Linked DNA regions of Homo sapiens: region 1 is linked to region 2. A link is an interaction called in ENCODE POLR2A ChIA-PET data of the cell type or tissue named here. Cell type or tissue: OCI-LY7. All regions are shown on one strand. Region 1 overlaps SMAD1 (SMAD family member 1). Region 2 overlaps SMAD1 (SMAD family member 1).

What was found. ChIA-PET counts read pairs that join two places held together with the same protein. Peaks named below come from ENCODE experiments on the same cell type or tissue, not always from the same donor. Only the 100,000 strongest peaks of a DNase experiment are listed, where the experiment ranks them.
Region 1: POLR2A ChIA-PET joins it to region 2 with 6 read pairs; 7 of 35 experiments call an interaction of 5 or more read pairs at or near these places.

The regions. Positions count from the first base shown.
Region 1 is chr4:145,486,326-145,490,325 of GRCh38, forward strand. The region is part of intron 1 of SMAD1 (SMAD family member 1); the gene reads left to right. Among named protein-coding and RNA genes, the nearest start is that of SMAD1, 6.5 kb to the left of the region's middle. In OCI-LY7, no CTCF peak of the experiment used is centred here; a DNase peak (open chromatin) is centred at 1,506; H3K4me3 peaks cover 2,948 bases; H3K27ac peaks cover 2,080 bases.
Region 2 is chr4:145,536,863-145,540,862 of GRCh38, forward strand. SMAD1 (SMAD family member 1) reads left to right here. Exons shown (of 7, transcript NM_005900.3): 3 at 2,942-3,199. Among named protein-coding and RNA genes, the nearest start is that of SMAD1-AS1, 22 kb to the left of the region's middle. In OCI-LY7, no CTCF peak of the experiment used is centred here; a DNase peak (open chromatin) is centred at 2,325.

The DNA of each region.
Region 1 (4,000 bases), 51 kb before region 2:
TTTCTTACATAATCACAAACTGATATTAAGTTAGGAGGAAAGTTGTAGTAATTCAGTTTGTCTGTCTTACCAAAATTAGTCTATCTTCCCTGAGCTGTTAAACACTGTAAGAATAGTAATTGCAAATTCATTGGGGATTTTTAAAAAAACATTCAACATCTATTTTTGTAAATGTTTTACAAGGTCAGGGCTGTTTAAGAATCGATGAAACTATGGATCTTGTATCTTCTTATTCCCACCTTCCTATCCCAAAATGCTTATATGTCATGGTGAGTTAATGTGTACACTTAACTATCCAAATCTCATGGTCTTTCGGGTGAAATATGTCCATGGGACTGCCAAGTGCTTTCATAAACATTAAGATTTGTAATTTCCTTTACAGAGAATAGAGATACTTAGTATTAAAAGTTGCTTTAAAGATTTTCTAATCTGGTTGGTTCATATCAAGGTGAACAGTCTGAAGTCCAGAGAAGGTAACTGACATCCAAAGTTACCTGTCTAGTGATTGGAAAAGGGAAAGCCAAGATCTGGACTCCTCTTGGCATTAAGTGCCCTTTTGTTTTCAGGTTTTTTTTCTCCCTACCACGCTCACGATATTTCTGAGGCTTTGGTGTAAGCATATCCAGTGTAATTTAGGGAAGGGAGGAAAGAATTTTTTGGCCTGTTAGCAACTTTTTATACCTAACATTGTTTGAGCTAAGTAGGAATCAAATCTGACAACCAGAGAGAAATGCTTATTTTCTACATATTAAAATTGATTCTTTTTCATTCTGGAGATGGAAAAGAAAAGCCCTATATCTAATTTAATCAATGAGACCTTATTAGAAAATGGGAGATCCAAGATTGCACAAAGTTCAAATTAAAGCAGGCAACTCTGACATCTAGCAAAATATACGAATCTCCTCTTGACTCTCGAAAACAAATCACATTCCTAACCAAAAGCTAAAGTTTGGGGTATTTAGGGAGCTAGGGAGTCCTAGGGAGAGAATTGGACAGGTCTGAGGAGAAAAAGGATAATTTAAATATAAAAAAGTGGAAAAAATCGGTTTTAAGTCATAGCATGTCTTTGAGGTTGATGAAATGTTCTGCTACTTCTATATGTGGTTTTACTCTTTGGTACCAAGATTTTAGGACATACTTTGATAACAAATAGGGGCATGTCCTCTTTGCCCCAATCTGAAACCTCTTGACCCTTTATTTTCCTTTCCTGCTGTTATCTGGTAGTACAAATATTCAGTCTAATCTGTTGATCTGGCATCTGATTTGCAGCAAAAATACCTGAAGTATTTTCATCACTCTGCTGTAGCCACCTTTAAAAAGAAAAGGAAAGAGAAGAAAAAGGCAGAGCCAAATAGTATTAATGTAATTGCTTAAAATCTAAATTAAAATACTCATCTTGCTCTGCGTTATTAAGATGGTGTCAGTTTTAGAGGTGCAGGGCTAGTCCTATATGCAAAACAGTAATGTCTGTAGCTATTGCGGGCTGACTTGCAGAAATGAGCGGCTTCTCTAGAACATTCATTTGCATAAAGGAAACTATCTTTCAGAAAAGAAAAGCCAAAAGTTTCATAAGCAGTTTCACTCCAGTGACTACATCAGAGTTTTAGTAAGGTACTGGGAACTACAGTATTTGAACAGTTCAGCATCTTTATAATTTTTGTTATAAGCTAAAATCTGAACTTTAGAGAAGACTCTCTCTTGAAAATAAAGCATTAAATTCTCTAAGGTGTGAGGAAGTCCTTACCTGGTGATTTTCCCAAATCTCTTTTATGTTCTTAGTGTTTGAAAAAGGAACTTTTTTTTTTTTAATAAGAACCTAGGTTTGCAGTATAGATTGGTTTCTTAACAAATATTTTTTTTGAGACAATAAGCCTGGATCTGAAGAAAGAACATACAATTGTTAATTATGCATGTATATGCTTTTGAGTTCAGGATGTAAATGAATATTCACTAGGTCCTGTTTGGGAAGAGGAGGAGAGAGGGGTCTCTCTGTTGATTCAGAATATATTTTTATACATAAGTTTTAATGCTTTATTTGTAGTTTCCCCTTAATTGTAGGGCTGCTGTACTGTGGATATTTTGCTCTACAATCTGAGATTGTTAGGGTATAGTTACTCCAACTATTCATGTATTATCCTCTCCCTGTCTTTTTGTGTGTGTGTGTGTGTGTGTGTGTGTGGTTTCTTTGTGGTGTGCTTATGCAAAGTAGAAGTATTCCAGACCTTTATAGCTTTTTTTTCTTTTAGTTTCAAACACTTCAAGAAAAAAGGTGGGGGGGAGACTCTCTCAACGGTTATAATTAGGCATTAATTAAGCCATTATTCAGTTAACTAAATGCAAGATCTTTTGTTTGTTTAGATGGAAAAGAAACGTATCTTTTTAATGAAGGAGGGATATTAAATGGGCCCTTATTTGATCATTTTGCTGCAGTATTGTAATAAGTATATGCTTCATTTATTCCCTGAATATTTATTAGTTCTGAGGCTTAATAATTAGAGTATACACAAACATGAAAAATTAAATGCAGCAACATTATAAGAGCCGTTACAAGGTAGTATAGGAGTAAATTGTACAGACAACTCACATCAGGACCACTGTGGCCTGGAAGGACATGTGAGTTTGCATAGGCAGAAGGAAGAGGGACATTATAGACAGAGTAATGGCATGAAAAACTGGGAGATAAGCATGAGTGTTGAGTATCTGTAGAGCAGCACTGTCCAATAGAATTTCTGCAGTGATGGAAATGTTCCACATCTGTGCTAATACAGTAGCTGTAGCCACACATGGAACAGCATTTTTTAAAAAATTAATTTATGTTTCAGTAGCCACATGTGGTTATCATATCAAATAGCACAGATCCAGAGGCAGTGAGCAGCCCTGCCTGACCTCAGTGGGTGTTCCTCATGGAGCCTAGTATGGTGGTGTGGAGGAGATGCTCAGAAAGGTTGACTTCCAGTGAGAATTTTAGGGCCTTAGAGTGCCAGAATAAGGAAACATTGGGAAGTCACTGAAAGTGTTTGAACATGCAGTTTGCACTGGAGGGATAGAGCCCAGTGCCAGGAGATCAGTAAGAAAGCTATTGAGTTATGTGTGAGATGATAAATCTCTGGTAAAGGTAGACATGGAAAGAGAAGGATTTAAAAATAAATAAATAAATAAAATAAAACAAAAAACCATGAAGGCTTGGTGATTATGTGGCTATAAAGTAATGAGAAAGAGATGTCGGAGATATATCCTTAAGTTTCTAAACTTGGTGGCTGGAAAACTAATAAAGATGTTACTTAAGAATAGGGAAGAGCTGGTTGTAGAAGAAATAAAAATTGTGCAAATGATAAATTAGACTTGATGTGTTAAATTTAAGGTGCGATATCTAAGTCAAAGTATGCTACAGGCAGGTTGGAGATAAGGTTTGGGAGGACTTGAAAGCTTTACGTTAGACTCTCTGCAGTCATCTGCTGGGTATTCTGAGACAACCACAAAGAGAGAAAGAACTGGTGGATTGAATCTTCCATTGGAGCCCACGGTTAGGAATTAATAGAAGGAAGAGGCTAATTTGAAGTAGACTGCCTGAGAGGCTGTTTGACATAGACCAAAGAAGAAACTGGAAGAAAGGCATGGGGTCAGAGGAGTGGGAAAACCAGGAAGCCACTGGAAGAGAGATTCTAGAAGTAGGTTTGGAGGGGAAAATGTACAGTTCAGGGTGAAGGAGAAGAAGTCAGATAATCATGTGAATGCAATTTCAGAGAAGGCTGAATACATTAAGAAGTGAGAGAGTCTTATATTGCCTTAAGTGACTTGAATTTTAAGATAGATGAGACCTCTTCATATTTGAAGGTTGAGGGGAAGAAGTCAGTGGACAGAGAGCAATTGGAGGTGATGGAGTTAGCCATCTGGAGCACAAGTGACAAATGTTGACCGTGGTAAGGAGGGAGAGTTGTCTGAGAAAGAAACAGAATGGGGTCCGAGTGAGAAGAAAGCATGTGGCAGAGCTCCTGTGCAC
Region 2 (4,000 bases):
ACAGGCAGACACATCGTGTGCTTCTGTGCATGTGAACTGAGAAGGGAATGATACCACTTATCTAGTAGTCCAACCAAAAATCTCAGAGTTTAATCACGGGGAAGCATTAGAGGGACCCAAATTGATAAACAGTCTGTAAAATAACTGCCTGTATTCAAAAATGTCAGTAGCATGAAAGCAAGAAGGAAAAAAGACGCTGAAGAACTATTCCAGATTACAGGACACTAAAGAAATATGACAACGAAGTACAATATGTGATTCTACCTTAGGTCCTGTATCAGGAAATTGCTACATAGGACATGGTTGAGACAGTTGACAGAGTTGGAATATGATTTTATATTAGATAAAATCATCAATGTTAAATTTCCCAAGTTTGATAACAAATGTGTATATGTAAGTTAATGTTCCTTTTGGGAGTTACTCTGAAATGCTATAGGGTAAAGGGACATGTATGTTACCTGCTCTCAGATAATTCAGAAGAAGTGTATTTGTGTTCTAGGGCTGGGGAATGGAGGAGAGAGAATGAGTAAGTTAATGTGGCAAGATGTTAAAAATTGGTGAATCTGGGTAAAGGGTATTTGAGTGTTCTTTGTAGTATTGCAGTTTTTCTGTAAGTTTGAAATTATTTCAAAATAAGTTAAATTTTTTAAAGTTCATAGAAGTTTTTATAACTGCCTCAAACTGGAAATAACCCAAGCATTGAGTTGGTTTTTTTTCCCCCAACCCAAGTATTTAGCAGCAGAAGATAAAATTGTATCATCAGATAAATTGTAGTTTATATATATAACAAGATGCTACACACACACAGCATTGGATGAGTCTCACATTTTGAGGAATACATATGCAGATTTTCAACTTGGGAAGCAGAAATACATTGCCCTTTGCTGTGGCTATTGCAAAGGCTAGTTCTTCCTCCCTCACTGCCCCCATCTGCAAGTAGTAGGAACAAGTAAGTCCCCAGTTCTAAAACTGTTAGGAAACAAGAGCTGCTAAAACAGATGCTCCACTAAGTGTTAGGCTGGTGCAAAGTTGCTGCAGTTTTTGCCATTAAATGCAAAAACTGAAATTATTTTTGCACCAACCTTAATGGACTCTGTGCGTGTGTGTTGTGAGAGGGAGGGGTCCTCTGAAGGATAGAGGACATGAAGGATTGCTGTCTGGTGCTGCATTTGTGGGGAGTGGTTTAGGGGCCAATGTTTCCCCCTTTTAAGGGTAAAAATCATAATTGAGACCATAGCTAGATGCCTGTAAAAGGCAAGTTGGGAAATGGTAATTCAAGTCACAGCAGCTAAAAGAAAAGGGAATGTTTGTCATTGCAAAGGTAATTGAAAGGTATTGGACTGTTTTGGAATATAAATTTTTATTGGCATTGGGGATCCCTTATCAGGAATGTTTCTTCAACAAAACAAAAGCATTTTATAGTTCAGATGACTATTGAAAGGTAGAAGAAGAATTTATGCTTTTAATGGTTTGGTTTGGGAAGATTCCATCACTGTACTAAAAAGAAAATACATTTATTATATACTCAAAAGATTTGTTCCTGAAGGATCAAATAGGGAAATAACAAATCTGATGCTATGGGATTATGTAGGAGTATAAAATATAGCACATGAGAAATTTTAATACTTTTTTAAAAACCTGTTTTTATCTAAAAAGCAATTTTCAGCTCATAAAAAAGTGATAATCCAAGTGTTAAGAGCACTTTTTACTGTAGAAATGATATAAATTATGCATAGATTCCCTGGAAAGCCCTCAAAAGTCTGCTAAATTCCTGTTGCCACCAAATATTGTTTCTTTGGGGAAATATATTCTGATTCCTAACAACCAACAATAATCATAAGTTTTAAATCTCTCCTCTCTCCTCTCATGCAGTTTATGAAACGGGCTGCTTTTCTGTTTGTAGCTGAGGCCACAGGAGCTGGAGGGATTGCAAAGACCTTTATTAGAGCATCCATCTGGTGACCCTGGCAGGGAAACTTAGGATCTAACCCTAGGATCTGGCTAGGGCTCTGTAACTGACTGTTAGCCAGCCCTGCCTCTCCAGGATAATTATATTTATAGTGGCTTTGCCTCAGGAGGTTTCTGGAGGTTGATGACCATGCCAATTATTAACTCCTTAGCTTCCTAATGTAGAACATTTAGGAGTGACAGGAGTTGTTTTCTTTGCTTCTCAACAGGTGCCTACCTATTGGGCCGCCTTTGTACCTTGAGTTTTCAGTTAGCAAAATGTGAATTGTATGAACTAATTCTTCCTTGACCTCACAGGTGGTGGTAAGGATTCTTGAAAAGTGGGTAAGATCCTTAGAAAAAAGATGTTCATAAAGTGTGACTCCTAGGACAGGATACAAGATAAATTCTGTCCCACAAAGCACCTCATATTTTGTATAATTAACTATCTTCATGGCATTTGCATTTTCTACAGTTCACTGATTTTACCTCTTCAGCTTTATTTACTATGCTGCTTTTTTGTGTTAAAGTGAATTAGTGTGTCAGCTTAAAACACTTGTGGTGAATAATTCATATCATTCAATAAGCATTAACTCTTAAATGTGAAGTCTTATCAGCCAGGGCTGTGAAATATAATTGTCAATGGTGATAAACAATTATGCTTTGGTTTTTAGTGAATGAAAAAATTAAGAATGAGGGAACCTTAACATTTTTAACCTAAAAGATTGTATTTTGCCAACTTTCCTTGGGCAATTTGTGAATACTGCAAATCTCAGGCATATGTCATCAGTGATTCTAAAGGGATTGTATTTGTTCCTGCATTTGTTCTTGAGGGTAAAATAGCTTTTCATTTGAATGATGCTTTTGAGTTGGCAGCAGGACAGGGATCAGATAATTTGTTGTTGTTTACAGATTATGTTTTACTTTATTGTGATGTAATTATAGATCATAATTCTCATGTTTGTCCTTCTCTTTTTTCCCTTCCTTTTTCTAGTACTTCCTCCTGTGCTGGTTCCAAGACACAGCGAATATAATCCTCAGCACAGCCTCTTAGCTCAGTTCCGTAACTTAGGACAAAATGAGCCTCACATGCCACTCAACGCCACTTTTCCAGATTCTTTCCAGCAACCCAACAGCCACCCGTTTCCTCACTCTCCCAATAGCAGTTACCCAAACTCTCCTGGGAGCAGCAGCAGCACCTACCCTCACTCTCCCACCAGCTCAGACCCAGGAAGCCCTTTCCAGATGCCAGGTAGGTTGGAATGTTCAGTGATGTTCTGTAGTCATATCAGACAGTGTTATCACAGTGTCACGGAAAAGCTGGGTCAACCTGCAGTGGAGGGAGGTTTTCAGCCCTGGTATATGACATAGTGCTCTCGCACTTTTAGGATACAACTTTTGGTGAAAGGAGACCTCATAGTCAAGTAAGCAAATGTCTTATTTTATTTGTCAGGCACAGATGCTTGAATAAGCTATATTTTCCCCTTGTTTTTAAAAGGTTTTGAAACAGCTGCATCCTTCTGGGAGTGGCATAATTGTTACAGTCTTTACTCTTGATAAAAAGAAAAATACCGTGTTACACACATTTGCTCTTATGAGAACACAACCTCAATCAGCATCGTTTTCATACATGGAAAAAACTCCTGTTGCAAGTGCAACCTCAGAAAAAATATTTCCTGAGGGATCCCACCCCCTACTTAATTAAATTCATTCAAATGATGATGTAATCCCAAGAAACGTATACTTTAACAACAAAGGAATTACAACAGAAGTACTGGAAACCATCTGCTTGTTCAACTTAGCAAAGACAAAAAACAATTATCCTCTTTTTCTAGACATAACTGTTGGTGTAATGGTTATCAAAATAAATGATTAATAAGGACATTATATATTTTTAAGTTACAGGTTAATGAGCAAGCATCTCCAAAAAAAAAAAAAAAAAGAGTGCCAAATTTCTTGCCAGTAGACTTTAAGAAAGATACCCTAAACAAAAATATACTTAACATCTATTAATGTTTTCGGAAGGGAAAATGACTGGGCAAGTGTGTTTATT